Regions from separate parts of the Homo sapiens genome. Here region 1 is linked to region 2. The links are chromatin contacts, found by Hi-C or POLR2A ChIA-PET in ENCODE. All regions are on one chromosome and are shown on one strand. Each heading gives the region's core, a stretch centred on a gene start or an enhancer-like site at or near the end of the contact. The rest is flanking DNA. Distances are from core to core; before and after follow the strand shown.

Region 1 (4,714 bases), core at 1,390-3,889, 93 kb before region 2:
TTGGTCACACTCACCTAGGTGATAGCCTGACCAAAATGGGAGACTATTGTTACATAACATTTATAGGAGGCCGTTAATTTGGACTGAGCTCCTGCACTAGGCCCCATCAGACCAAACCAAAATGGAGTCACTCATGCTAAAGTTTCATGTCACCAAACTGAAACAAGAAATCAGGAGAGAAACATAATTAATGCCAAATCTCCAAACTGGCCAGCTTTAGCCAGCATGATAAGGAAGTCCCCTCTGCTTTAACCCTTACGAGGAAAGTAACTTTGAAACAACCAATGCACTTTTTGTTCCTTGTTTCTGCTTTCATCAAGCATTTTCCTGTCTTAAATACTCACTGCCCATGTTATAGAGCGGAGCTCTCTGGACCTCTTCTGGTTGTGAGTGCCACCTGATTCATAAATTGTTCTTCACTCAAATAAACTCTGTTAACTTTATTTTTTCAAAAGCTTTTCACTCCCTGGACCTAGAATCTCTTTAAAAACCTGAAAAAAACTTTAAGCAGTCCTAACAAGACCTAAGGGTGGGAGAAGGTAGTAATAGAGACAGGGAACAACACTGATAAGTTATTTTCAATATTTGAAAGATGCCACATGGAAACTGTACAATTACTAGAGATAAGGTGCTAAGCTAACCATAATGTCCTGTTTCTAAGTTTGGGTTGGAACTACTTCAACTCACTATAAGAATTCTGATAATCGTATGCTGATCAAGGGTTTTTGTTGGTAGTTATAAATAGCCTTCGTTAACAAAAGTGGGAGGGTAAGCCAATCATTACCTAATAAAGCAGTTCATTTCCATCATGGGTGTGGGTCCAAGAGAACAAAGACACAATCACAGGGACCCTCGGAGATAAAGTAGATGGAAACCTCTGATGTGACTGAACCTCCCTGGTACAGAGGAGGGAATGTAAAGCCAGTCAGGTAGGCTAATAGCAAGTTAATAAATAGGATTCAAACCTACATCCATGGACAACTCAACTTACCCTTTAAGCCCACAAACATATTACAGCACAGGGAATACAGCCACTGTCTGTCTACTAAGTCCTGTGACTTAAACAATAGAAAATACAGACCCAGAAACGTCTAACAGAACTTTCTGTAACTGAAGCTGCCTTTGCAAAAATTATAACAGAAAATTATGACAGTGAAAGAGATCTGACCTAACCAATTCCATCTTGCCTTTAATCTCCAAACTGCCCTTGGTCATTCCTGGGTGTGGGGCAAGCTAACTTTGGGAGAAATGTATAGTTTAAATGATAATAGTCCTCAAAACTAAACCACCTTTGTAAAACTAATCGAAGCTCACCAGGTTAGGAGAATGAGAGGGGCCTGAACTCTGCTACCATGTAGGCATAGCTAAATGATTACCAGCCATTATTCCAGAGGTTACAAGATTTGCAGCTTCCCCAATTACTCCTGTAAATAACACCACTGTTGTAGAACCTAAGATTGGCCTTTAGAGATGTCTTTTCAAGCTTTTGCCTTTCTGACCAGATGGACCCACCGGGACCAGCAACTCTTCCGTGGCTCCCACCCAGAAGCCAACTGAGTGCACCAGGACCAGCTTCCACACCCCGATGGTTGCATCCCCAACCAATCAGCAGTACCAATTCCCTAGTCCTCTGTCTGCCAAACTATCCTTGCAAAACCCTAGCTTCCACATTTTCGAGGAGGATGATTTGAGTAATAATAAAACTCCCATCTCCCCTTTAGCCAGTTCTCTGTGTATTAAACTCCTTCTCTTTTGCCATTCCCCTGTCTTGAAAAATCTGCTCTCTCTGGGTAGTAGGCAAGATGAACACATTGAGCAGTTACCTAATGATAAGAATGTTCATATCTGTGCTGCCCAAAGTGGTAGCCAGTAGCCACATGTGGCTGCTGAGTACTTGAAATATGAACAGTGTGGCTGAAGAACTTAGAACTGAGTTTTTAATTTAATTGTAATGGCTAATGTTTGGGACAATGAAGATGGAGATAGACATTTGCATCATTCATAAAATTAAATTCCTCCTCTAAACTATTCAAAGCATAGGCAGTTATTTTCAAACTTTTTTTTTTTTTTTTTTTTTTTTTTGAGACAGAGTCTTGCTCTGTCACCCAGGCTGGAATGCAGTGGTGTGATCTCGGCTCACCGCAACCTCAGCCTCCTGGGTTCAGGTGATTCTCCTGCCTCAGCCTCCTGGGTAGTTGGGATCATGGGTGTGTGCCACCATGCCCAGCTAATTTTTTGTGTGTATTTTTAGTAGAGACAGGGTTTCACCATGTTGGTCAGGCTGGTCTTGAACTCCTGACCTCAGGTGATCTACCCACCTCGGCCTCCCAGAGTACTGGAATTACAGGCGTGAGCCACCATGTCCAGCCTATTTTCAAACTTTAAATCACAGAATTCCTTCTTCAAGGAAGAAAATATTATTCCTATACCAATTTAAATGCAAACTAGCAGTGTGAACATAGGGGCAGGCCTAGAGCCCAACTCATCCCACTCCCCCACTGTCCACTCTTATCAGTTCTCACCTACCCTTGCTGGCTTCACCCACCCTGGCCCACTTGGGCCCTCAGGCACCTCGTCAGAACTCCTAAAACTGCACTGAACACAATGTGAAAGCCACCAATTAAAAAAGCAGAAGAGACCAGCATCAGGTAATTCCCCTAATAAATATTTACTGAGCAGCAACTGAGAACCAGGAACTGGGCTAGATGATGTAGGGGTGCACGGGAAATAAGGCCCCTGCCATGAAGAGACAGGAAAAGGTGATCATGTTTGTCAATAACATCTTAGCTGGATGCTGGATGATCCTTAGCTCATTTTGCCCTGGCATGAGCCCTGTGGTCTTCCTTTCACAGTTTAATACACACTGGGCTCCAAAGAGCTCACCGAGGGGCATACACACCATGCACCAGGGAGGGGCTGGGACCCAGATCTTCCTGACCAGAGCTGTGCTGTGCCCTCCAGAGCTCGCCATCAAGATGGGGAATTTCTCTGTACCCAGATACGCAAACACAGGCCCTCGGGAGCTGGAAATGTGAGAAATAACATGACTCTCTGAGGGTTATGCTGTCAATAGATCAAAGAGAAGATATTCACAAGTAGCTCCCAGGCTGAGGGCCTCTACTATAAACAGATAGAATATAGGCAGTGTTTAACTAAATAGAGTTGTTAGATGCAGGGGCGGTGGGGGTCAGCCACGAAAGGACAGGAAAGGAAAGGCCGAGGCAGATGTATACAAGGTGGACACAAGCACAATAGGGGACCAGAAGCTGGCTGAGGAGTTAGGTATGTCTAACCCATCCCAGGCCCCCATGGCATCCTGACTGTGGGATGAATTCATCAGCTCTTGAGCTTGAAGCCAGAGAGTCTTGTGTCTTTCCAGCTCCTATGTTCTGAGTCCAGGCCCGCTGCATCCTCTCTCTCTGCTGGCAAGAGGAAGAAGTGCTAGTGGGAGGGGTCTTCTTTCTTCCTGGAGATGCCCAGCATTGCAGTGCCTCCAGAAGGCCCGGACCACCAAGCCAGGCCACCCAGCCCTGCTTAATACTTCTTTCTCAGCCCAGAGTCATCTCTCCTCAGCTGTTCCATCATCAGAGGTTTCTCTCCTTGGACAGGGATTTCTCATGATGAATTTTAAAAGTGGTTATGAACAATGATGTGGTCTCCCACGAAGTTTTGACCACAGGAAGTGAATGTGCTGACTGAACCCTGAGATATGAGGTTCAGATGAGGGACCAGCAGTACTCATTGACCCTGCGTGGGCCCAGAAGTTAGTTTCAGCAAAGACTTCAAAGCAGCTATTACATATATGTTCAAATAATTAAAGAAAACTATAATGACAATGACTCAACAGACAGGGAGTCTCAATAGAGAGGTGGAAACTATAAACAAGAATTGAATTGAACATTCACTTCTGGCATGATGGGGTGAGAAGATAAACATGTCCCCTCCCAGAAAGGCAATTATAAAGCTGCACACAACTGCCAAAACATATGTAACACTTCTTAAAATGGAGGAACCCTTTGTTCAAACAGAAGTATGCATGGGAACTCAACTGCTGCATGGAACAAATGGAAACCTGAGGGGGAAGCAGACCATCCTTCTCTCCTAGTTTGACCTGCTGTCTCCTTTGATGGGTCTCAGCACCCCCTTGAGAACCAGGGCAGTGAACCGGTAAACTGGCATTTGGGGGCTCACCTTAGGCCCTTAGGGTAAAGCTGGATTATATGGTAATAATCCTATCTCCAGGGGGTCTTGGTTTAGGTCAGTGGATCTTACTATAACCATTACATCCCAGGAGCCTTTCTAGAAATTTGTAGGGACTTTTGAGGTTATCTAAAAATAGGGGGTTAGTGTTGGCCTGTAGAGGGTGAGGGCCAGAGTTGCTGGGTGTGCCAAAATACGCCAGACTGTGCCCCACAATGAATTATCCTGCAGCCTTTACAACTTTTGAATGTCCTGAAATCTGTTTATAATTTTATAAACTAATAAAGTGAACCTAACTCACTTTTCATATAAACAAAATATACTTTTTGCATAGTTTTAATATATGCTGAATTGCTAGAAATAAGACTACCACATAAATCAAGCTAAGCTGATTGGCTTCTTTTTTTCTTTAACGTCACCAAAAGTTGATCCTCGTTTCAGAAAGTTGCACCATGACCACAGAAAAGATCTACAGAAAAATCATAATAAATAATAAAGCCACATCACTGATAGT
Region 2 (4,751 bases), core at 1,604-4,103:
TACCTGTATAACAGTCATAATTTTACCTTTTTTGAAAACAATCATTTAATACTCATTGTACAGAAATATGTCACTTAAACTGACAAGAAGCTGTTTATTGTCTGACATGAAGCTATTAAATGGACATGAAACTGTTTATATGTTATTTATTGTCTGTCTCTCTCCACTAACATATAAGCTCCATGAAGGCAAAGGTATTTGTTGACTTTATATCTCCAATGCATAAAATGGTACCTAGCACATAATAAGCATTCAATAAATATTTGTCAAATAAATTAAATCTACTCAACCGGTTCTTACTCACAAAATAACCAGTAATGGCCTGTAACCTAATAAAACTTTGCTACCCTTTCATAAGTTATTCTTTTTCAAAAGGTGTTTTAAATGATTTTGTTTTCAACAAATTGAATAGACAATATCTAAAATAATTATTCCAGGGACGCTAAGCCTCCACAAGCTCCATTTACTTTAGGCTTAAAAAGGAAGACTTCTTTAAATTAGCACCTACTCTACCAGAAGAATAAGAGTGCTGGCTTGAGGTAAAGAGCAGCAACACAGCTCTGAATATCTCAGGATGGGATCTTTAACCTGGTGTATAATTCGAAGAGCAAAGGAGTGCTATGAGGGTATTTCCTGAAAGGGCTGTGAGCACAATAAGTGCTACAAAATCCTAAAGAAAATAACACAAAGGAACAGGGGACACAGGGGAACACAAGTGAAGCAGATATTAACCTTATTAGTAGTTATGTCCAAGGCCAGTTTACTAAGAAAATGCTAGGCTCTAGATAAACATCACACAAGAGTGTATTCACTACCTCTGTTTACTGAAAAAAACAAAGAAGTTAACTTTCCTACTGTTGTTTACTGAAAGAAACAAATGAACAACAACAGTAAACAACCTAAATGTTCAATAATAAGAAAACTGATAAGTAAATTATGGTAAATAGCCACATATTGTAGCCTCAAATATATATACTAAAATATTTTAATTACTCGAGGAAAGACTATAACGTTGTGATATAATGTAAAAGGACCACAGGCTGGGTGCAGTGGCTCACACCTGTTATCCCAGCACTTTGGGAGGCCGAGGTGGACAGATCACTTGAAGCCAGGAGTTCGAGGCCAGCCTGGACAACATGGCAAAACCCCGTCCCTACTAAAAATACAAAAATTAGCCACGTGTGGTGGTATATGCCTGTAATCCCAGCTACTCAGGAGGCTGAGGCAGGAGAATCACTTGAACCTGGGAAGCAGAAGTTGCAGTGAGCAGAGATCGTCCCACTGCACTCCAGCCTGGGCAACAGAGTGAGACTCTGTCTCAAAATAAATAAATAAATAAAATAAAATAAAATATAAAGAGATATAAATAACAGAAAATGGGCTGGGCGTGGTGGCTCACACCTGTAATGCCAGCAGTCTGGGAGGCCGAAGCAGGCAGATCACTTGATGTCTTGAGATCAGGAGTTCACGACTGGCCTGGCCAACACGATGAAACCCCGTCTCTACTAAAAATACAAAAATCAGCCGAGCGTGGTACCGCATGCCTGTAGTCCCAGCTACTCGAGAGACTAAGGCAGGACAATCGCTTGAACCCGGGAGACAGAGGTTGCAGTGAGCCAAGATCGCACCACTGCACTTCAGCCTGGGCACCAGAGTGAGACTCTGTCTCAAAAAAACAAAAAACAAACAGAAATATGCCAAAACATTAACAATAGTTATTTCTGGGTGTGAGATTATGCATAATTTATATTTCTATTTTTTCTATTTTACAAGTTTTCTTCAATGAGCATTACTCTTATAATTTAAAAACAAATACATACACACACCAGAAGACAGAACTTTCCAGAAATCCACCTACCAAAATAAGACACTATCATACTATCTCAGCTTCTTTTTACATGGTTATCTGAGAAGGGACACAGTGAAAGGAGATGGCCATACTTGTACTTTCCCCATCTCTTGGCAAAATCAGATTTTACCAACGGACTTTAATCTCTTGTCTAACAAATGTTTGTTCAACATGACATCATACAACTACAAATACGTGTAATCATACTTAAACAGCAATTAAGTAGACCATTATTTTCCTGTGTCTCATATTATATGATAACATCTTCCATGCCAGATACTCACAGCATAGTAACATGATCCCACTGGAGCCTAATGAAGAATGTTCAATGAACATGCCAATATTTTATCTGAGCTCCTTTCAAAGCATGTAAGTAGCTATTTTTAAAGTGTCCACTTTTCACTGTCCTAAATGTAAAATAATCTACAGTTAGAATTCTAAACTTTCTCTAGATCCTGACTCAATTTAGAGAGTCTGTACTAGACTAAAAATTCCAGAATCCATTCGTATTTTTATGTATACATCTTTCTTCCCTTTTCACTTTCTGTTCTCCAAGTCTATGATGCCCTCATGGGTCCCTGACTCCTTTTTCAAGGGCATTCTGAATGGAAAGATCCTCTTATACTTCAATTACTCACTTATCTCAAAGTAAATCCAATTTTCTATTCTTTTTTGATCTCTTTTAAGTAACAGTGTGATTCATTTGACCATCAATCTTTCCCCTCAGTGAGAACAGTATCACCGACTTTATTTTAGAAAGCACTGAGTATCATTTTTTAAAATGTCTTAACACCTCTTTCCCCTTCCCAAAGAACTGAAGGTAAATGAAGTAGGGTGTTTTATGGCAAATAGGAGATTTGCCTAATTCCAAAATGTTCCAATACTCCTAAAACTGTAAATTAAGAATTAGTATTTGAAAGTTGACACTTTCACACCTACGACAGGCCTTTTGGAAGCTGCTCTTTATAAACACATGAGATTCATCATAACCTTCCAGCAGGTGGCACTCATACTCTGAAAAGGGGTCTGTACAGACTAACACAGCTCTGGTTCAAGGTGGCCCTAAATCTTCTGCTTCATTTTACTTCAGTGACACTTCCTGGTTACCAGTCATAAGCTCCAGGGAGGTCAATGTTCCCCTTTGCCACCCAGTTGAAATGACAGTGAGGCAGTAAGTAAAATGCAAAAAATATAGGTTTTAGAATCAGAGGCTGAGTTTGAATCCTGTCTTACTAGCAGCAGTTAAGACATAAGGCAAGTTGCTTAACTCTTCTGAATCTCATAGAAGAATAAGATGTCTACTTACAAACATAAACAGTTTCCACAAAGAATAAATTAATATAAATAGATTAAATACACAGCACAGTGGGCCAGGCACGGTGGCTCACACCTCTAATCCTGGCACTCTGGGAGGCCAAGGCAGGTGGATCACCTGAGGTCAGGAGTTCGAGACCAGCCTGGCCAATATGGTGAAACCCAATCTCTACTAAAAATACAAAAATTAGCCAGGCATGGTGGTGGGCGCCTGTAGTCCCAGCTACTCGGGAGGCTGAGGCAGGAGAATCACTTGAACCCAGGAGGCGGAGGTTGCAGTGAGTCAAGATGGTGCCACTGCACTCCAGCCTGGGCAACAGAGCAAGACTGTCTCCAAAAAAAAAAAAAAAAAAAAAAAGTACATAGCACGATGCTTGGAACGAATTAAGCATTTGACAAATTATAGCTTTTATTATCATTTTTAACCACCACTATTTGCAAGAATGTTATGAAGAGTAAATCGGATAATCCAGGTAGAATGCCTGGCATTGTTCTTGATAAACAGTGGCTGTTGTCATTGTTGTACTTAAGTGAAAATTTCAATGCTAACCACTCCGGTTAGCTTTGACATCAGAGATACTTAGAGAGTGAGGCTGAGTTGGAAAATGCCACAGCATTTCCTTGCCAAAGTCCATGAAACACCCACTTAGTAGTTTCTATAATAATAAAATGGCTATATGAAAGTTATTTCCTTTCCCATTTTTCAACAATCTGGTTTCATTTTCTCTCTGACTTTTAAATTCTGCATGTACTTGGTCTAAGAGAGATATCTGAAACCAAGTAAGCTTTGCGATAAATAAGAAATTCACATCTCCTTGACTATGAGAGCATACCTATTCTTTTTTAGTATAAGTATTTAATCTTTTTTTTTTTTTTTTTTGGAGACAGAGTCTCACTCTGTTGCCAGGCTGGAGTACAGTGGCGTGATCTCAGCTCACTGCAACCTCCACTTCCCGGGTTGAAGTGATTCTCCTGCCTCAGCCTCCCGAGTAGCTGGGATCACAGACACATGCCACCATGTCTAGCTCATTTTTTGTATTTTTTTTTTTTTTAGTGGAGATGGGGTTTCACCTTGGCCAGGCTAGTCTCAAATTCCTGACCTCAGGTGATCCACCTGCCTCAGCCTCCCAAAGTGCCGAGAATACAGGCATGAGCCACCATGCCCAGCCTTAATCTTTTATTAACATATCCCATGAGAAAATTGGATATACTTCTTATAAATCAAGGGCACTCTGAATATACACAATTTAAATATGAAAAATGAAACAGATACAAACTAAAACAAAGAGTTTACAAAGTAAAATCTTAATTACCTGGAATTCTGAGGGGTATTCTAACTCATTTACTGATTCATTAAGTAAACTTTTGCTTGCAACCCTCCTTGTCAAAAACCTTCCTACCTTGACAGTTAAACAAAATGAAATTTGCATTTGACTCTATGTAGTCTTCTTTATTTATTTTTGTTGTTGTTGTTGATTTTGCATTGCTATAAGACCCTAGGCAGTCTTTCAGTCCCTTGGGATTTCGATAATCAACTACTAACAAATGTTTATGTCCTTCTTATTTATCCTTTTCTCTCCTTGAAATA

What was found. Hi-C counts contacts between places; a loop is a spot of excess contacts on that map. ChIA-PET counts read pairs that join two places held with the same protein, here RNA polymerase II (POLR2A). Pooled maps may share reads with other maps.
Region 1: a pooled map shows a loop between it and region 2 (2.2-fold over the local background). The contact joins two enhancer-like sites. A Hi-C loop is called at or near these places in 2 of 50 pooled maps. POLR2A ChIA-PET finds 5 or more read pairs at or near these places in 4 of 52 experiments (A673, GM12878, HEK293 and 1 more).

What each region holds. Positions count from the first base shown.
Region 1 is chr6:110,587,377-110,592,090 of GRCh38, forward strand. LOC105377941 (a long non-coding RNA gene) reads left to right here. Exons shown (of 4, transcript XR_942866.3): 4 at 1,503-1,720. Among named protein-coding and RNA genes, the nearest start is that of SLC22A16, 110 kb to the left of the region's middle. RefSeq lists an enhancer at 3,487-3,546. Within about 2 kb of position 2,640, at least 3 of the 41 ENCODE cell types and tissues checked have a DNase peak (open chromatin) inside an H3K27ac peak, as active enhancers do.
Region 2 is chr6:110,679,677-110,684,427 of GRCh38, forward strand. The region is part of intron 2 of CDK19 (cyclin dependent kinase 19); the gene reads right to left. Among named protein-coding and RNA genes, the nearest start is that of CDK19, 130 kb to the right of the region's middle. Within about 2 kb of position 2,854, at least 7 of the 41 ENCODE cell types and tissues checked have a DNase peak (open chromatin) inside an H3K27ac peak, as active enhancers do.